Regions from separate parts of the Homo sapiens genome. Here region 1 is linked to region 2. A link is a loop called in an ENCODE intact Hi-C map of the cell type or tissue named here. Cell type or tissue: heart left ventricle. All regions are shown on one strand. Region 1 overlaps LAMA3 (laminin subunit alpha 3). Region 2 overlaps LAMA3 (laminin subunit alpha 3).

Evidence for each region. A loop is a pair of places that touch in the nucleus more often than their neighbours do. Peaks named below come from ENCODE experiments on the same cell type or tissue, not always from the same donor. Only the 100,000 strongest peaks of a DNase experiment are listed, where the experiment ranks them.
Region 1: it touches region 2 in a loop (8-fold over the local background); 17 of 110 quality-filtered maps call a loop at or near these places.

The regions. Positions count from the first base shown.
Region 1 is chr18:23,865,959-23,868,458 of GRCh38, reverse strand. LAMA3 (laminin subunit alpha 3) reads right to left here. Exons shown (of 75, transcript NM_198129.4): 37 at 542-625. Among named protein-coding and RNA genes, the nearest start is that of LINC02958, 120 kb to the left of the region's middle. In heart left ventricle, no CTCF peak of the experiment used is centred here; no DNase peak of the experiment used is centred here.
Region 2 is chr18:23,814,129-23,816,628 of GRCh38, reverse strand. LAMA3 (laminin subunit alpha 3) reads right to left here. Exons shown (of 75, transcript NM_198129.4): 15 at 2,127-2,226; 16 at 1,389-1,441; 17 at 1,056-1,161; 18 at 142-241. Among named protein-coding and RNA genes, the nearest start is that of LAMA3, 130 kb to the right of the region's middle. In heart left ventricle, no CTCF peak of the experiment used is centred here; a DNase peak (open chromatin) is centred at 1,548; H3K27ac peaks cover 837 bases.

The sequences.
Region 1 (2,500 bases), 52 kb before region 2:
GCTTTTGTGCAGACAGAGTTTTGCCATCTTGCCCAGGCTGACTCATGGGGTTTTTAAGATATGGATAATTAATTGTGAAATGGGAGAGAAAGTGTAAAAAGGCTGGACAGATGGTACCAAGAAAGCCACATGGGCATCAAACACTCCACATTTTATATAATTCATGTTTTGAATCTATACAAGTTGGGTATCTCTGAAATGTTTGTGACCAGAAGTGATCCAAGTTTCAGAATTTTTTTTCTATTTTGGAACATTTGCATTGTATTTACCCACTGAGAATTTCTAATCTGAAAATCTGAAAGCTGAAATGCTCCAGTGAGCATTTCCTTTGAGTGTCATGTTGGTGCTCAAAATAGTTTGCGTTTTGGGGCATTTTGGATTTTGGATTTTCAGATTAAGGATGCTCAACCTGTATATATAAACATATTTATATAAATAGAATCCATATTTTACAATTCTTAAAATGAGTAAAAATCATGATTGTCTGAAATAATTAAGTCACAAAACAGAAAGGACCATCCTATGGTTGCTCTTCCTTTACCTCGACCACGTGCACTCGTCCATGATGCAGCCGGTCTGGCCGTGGGGTGTTTGTCTCCTCATAGATGATGGACATGTGCTGACCCTGTTTAAAGAAAACCATGAATGTGTTAGTACCTTCACTGGGATCTTTCAAGATTTATAACTGATCTAAGAAAACATTTCTATGGTCTACATCATATGACATACCTGACTTAAAAAAATAGTTCAGAATTAACTGACTGGTAAAAATATTAGTGACATGGAAACAGAATAATTATAAGTAACACAGTGTCTTTTCACAAATAGGAAATCAGGAAAATTGCCTTGGACAAAAATAGCTTAAAAAGATGGAATTTCTTTTTTTTTTCTTTTTTTTTTTTTTTTGGCAGGGATGGAATCTCACTCTCTTGCCCAGGCTGGAGTGAAATGGCACAACCTTGGCTCACTGCAACCTCTGGCATCCGGGTTCAAGCGATTCTCCTGCCTTAGCCTCCCTAGTAGCTAGGATTACAGGTGCTCACCACCACACCCTTCTTATTTTTGTATTTTTAGTAGTTTCACCATGTTGGCCAGGCTGGTATCAAACTCCTGACCTCAAGTGATCCACCTGTCTTGGCCTCCCGCAGTGCTGGGATTACAGGTGTGGGCCACTGCACCTGGCAGAAAAAAAAATTTTTTAAACTATGCCTTGCAGTCAATGCAGGAAGTGCTGTTTTCATTACTGGCCACCGAACCAGCCTGCGGTGGGAAGAAAGTGCTTTGGTGGGTGGGTTACTGAGGAGGGTGGGGAGGGCAGAGGGTTGGCACATGCAGGGAGCTGCAGCTGGCATGTGGAGCGAAAAATTCCCCTGCTGCCTCCCCCTGTGGGACCCAGCCTCACTCGCTCTCAGCCTCCAGCCCACCCCATTATGGTGGCTCACATGTGCATCTTAACAGGGCAAGGTGGGGTGGCCAGCACTACTGCATCAGCACCCTACCATCAGCAACCCTGCTGCAAAAACACACACATGTCCCAGCTTTTCTGCTGTAGCACAAAACCCTAAAGGTGTTTGGTATTTCATTAGGGCTGGTATTTCAGAAAGAAGGCCATTACCTAGGATCACATATCATTTAAAACCTTAATCTAAGAAACATGCCCTAGAGGCTCTTAATTACAGTGGATTAGAACAAAGCAGCAGGGAAAATGTTTTGTGAGCCTAAATTATTTTCCATGTTTGAAGGTAAAATTAAACAGAAAATTTGGTCATTACCTCTCAGTGAATTCTAATGGTTTGCACAATAAACTCTTTGGCAGTAAAAAAATACGCCTGGCCTGAACTACAAGATGCTCTGCAAAAACATGAAACTGAAATACAGCACTGCTGTGACTGTGTTTTTACTGTGTAGCTATTTTTCCTTAGACTATAACTCTAAAATCTTTGCTGCTTTATCTTCAAGATATTCTGCAAAGGTTCCTTGGAGTTTTTAAAACAGTTTAGTAGATTTGCATACCAGTAAAAACAAAGCAACACAGCAGTGCCTGAACACAAATATCTACCAAGAATATGCTGTGATGAGGTGTGTGTGACTTGCTGGTCCCTGTATACAGTACATGACATGAGAAAACCTTTCCCAAAGCTATCATTACATCGCATTAATCACACCCAATAAACCAGAAATAGAGCCGACTTCAGGCAGTGGCACCCTACCCTATGTTTAGGGTATTATGCCCTGTGTCGTGGGGAATTCAAAGTAGGATGTGATACTACCCTTGCCCTCAAGGAATTTTCTAGACTGCCGCACTGGATTGTGTGCCAGGCACATAGTGTGTGGATGTTGTTACTTCCTTTCTCAAAAAACAAACGTCCCCTCAGTGGTGGGTGGACTACTTGAGGTCAGGAGTTTGAGACCACCCTGGCCAACATGGTGAAACCCCATCTCTAAAGAAAATACAAAAATTAGCCGGGCATGGTGGCCCATGCCTATTATCCCAGCTACT
Region 2 (2,500 bases):
ATTTCAATTGACATAGGACAGCTTCCCCTGACCTCGATCTTTAGGGCTGCTTCTCTCTTCTCCAGAGCTGTAGCACAGGCAGGAATGTCTAAGACCATCTTTCACACCCTGAACATGGGAAGAAGCCTCCCGAAGACTCACCGCTGGCACACCTTTCCCACGACATGCTCTCGGCACTGGCACACTCCCGAGGGCCCACTGCACATGGAGGACAATGCCCCACCAATGTCACACTGACACCCTGAAAGCCAGGAAACAGCAGCAGTTATACCTTAAACCATCTCCACACTGAGCGCCTCCCCTGCTGTACAAGAAAGGAAAACTGACCATCCCAGTGACACAGTGCCTGCCTTCTTTCCTCTGCCACATCTGTCTGGCAAGTGTTTGAAATCTTGGAAACTCCCAAACCAAAATGGTGTGTCCGCGCTTGGAAATCAGATTCAACCACAAAAACCAAAACCAAAACCAAAACAAAAACAAAAACAAAATTAAAATGGTGTCTTTCCAAAGGTCTGCTTCTAAGTTGGAGGCGGCTACTATAAGCCAGCTCAAATGCTGTTGTCCAATGCAAAGACAACAGCAGCCCAGGAGTAAACGCGCTTCAGAAACAGTGCTGTTCTAAAGAACATGTGATAACCAGGGGCCGAGCGAGAGATTCAAGAGTAGCCTTGCGGGGCACCTGTCCTGCAATTTCATTATTTAACACAACACTGTCTCTAAAAATCTGATGCTAGCATTTTTGATAATATAAAATATATCTTTAAAATTACTAAATATTGATGTTATTTATAAAACTAACAGATGCCCTCCCATCCCAGTTATGTTTCTTATCATTAAACCCACAGTGTGCTGGTAGAAGAGAAGTAGAAACAGCCCCACTTGCAATTTACTAGTTTCAATGTAATCAATGTTTGGCCAAATTCCCTGGACAGAATGTTTCAGGGCCATTCCATCAGAAAGTCTGCGTGAAGATGACAAACTCAGAAGAAATGTTATTTAGACCATCTTTGTCCATCAACACTGTGCTTTGCTCAGGGCCCAATGGACTTATTTACCTTGACACCCAAAGTAATTGCTCTTTTCCAAAGCAAAATATCCATCTTCACAGGTGTCGCAGGAATCGCCACCCACATGGGACTTGCAGTGACAGTCACCATCTCCCTGCAGAACAGTGAGCCAGATGACAACATTTGATATAATTACAGAATTCACTAATCTTCAAGATTGAAAACTGCCTCACTGTATAATAGGAAGCAGTGTAGCCAGGATCTGGAAAGGATTACCATGCACTGTAGAATGACAGAAGTACTAACACACGCCCCCAGAAACCCCACAAGCAGTTGCTGTAGCATTCTGCTGTTGTCACATGAAAACTCAGCCCACTTTACCTGCCTACACTCTCCAGTTCCACTCACTGTTCCCGCCTTATGGCACTTGCATTCTGTGGAGATAAGAGAGCATCCTTGAACTAAGGGAGACACAAAAGACAGTTCCTGGCTCTGGGAACATTACACAGCTGCAACACAACGTGTGCAGTTGGCCTTGCCAGCGCAGTTCAACAGAATGAGAGTTTGCATCGCTGAGGCCTAAAATTAGACTGCTTTCTGAAGTTGGCAGAACAGACCAATCCACACTATCCATTTACAAAAAGTAACAGCTAGTTCATGGCTACTTCATGACAAAAGCTGCAACATCATGGGATTTTTGAATGATTCCAATGCCGAGGTCATTACTGATATGCATGCATGAAAATACACTCTATTCAAGGTTATTCAGTATCCTTAACTCGGTGTTTTTAAGTCCTTATACTGGCTCTGATATAAGCATAAAATTAAAATTAAACCAGAAAAAGTAAATTATAAAAACAAGGACATAAAAACCATTTATCAAGTAGCTGCCTTCTCAAACAACAAAATACATACAGAAACAGGATAGAAATCCCTTGCTAAGATTTTGAAAGTGACAGAAATTCTGTCAAAAGTGGGGGGAAAACATCAGAACATTACATAGAATCTTGTCAAATTGAAGTGATTCAACAAATAGCTCTTTTGTGGATTTAGTCACTGAGGCAGAGAAAATTAAGAGAACATTATAATATAGTAAATTATGACATATAAGAAACCTACCTGAACATCCACTGGGGTTTTCTTTGTCCAGATTCCAATATAACAGTTTGCAGCGGCTACAAGTAGGACCTTCAACATGAAGCTTGCATTGGCAATACCCCTTTGAATGAAAATCAAACAAACATTTGACATCTTGGAATTAAGACATGTTTTCAAACCTGTGCGTGAGCAAAGACTTGTCACAGAAACATATTTTGGTCATGAAAAGTAATTAAGTGTATCCAGGGGGAAAAAATACTGGGTTGATTTCAACAGTCTGCTAATTGCTTTTGTTTATTTTTATTCATTTATTTGTTATGCATGTAATCCGCATTTGTGGTTAAAAAGAAACTGGAAAATAAGGAGAAAGAAAATTTAAAAATCACTCTTATTTA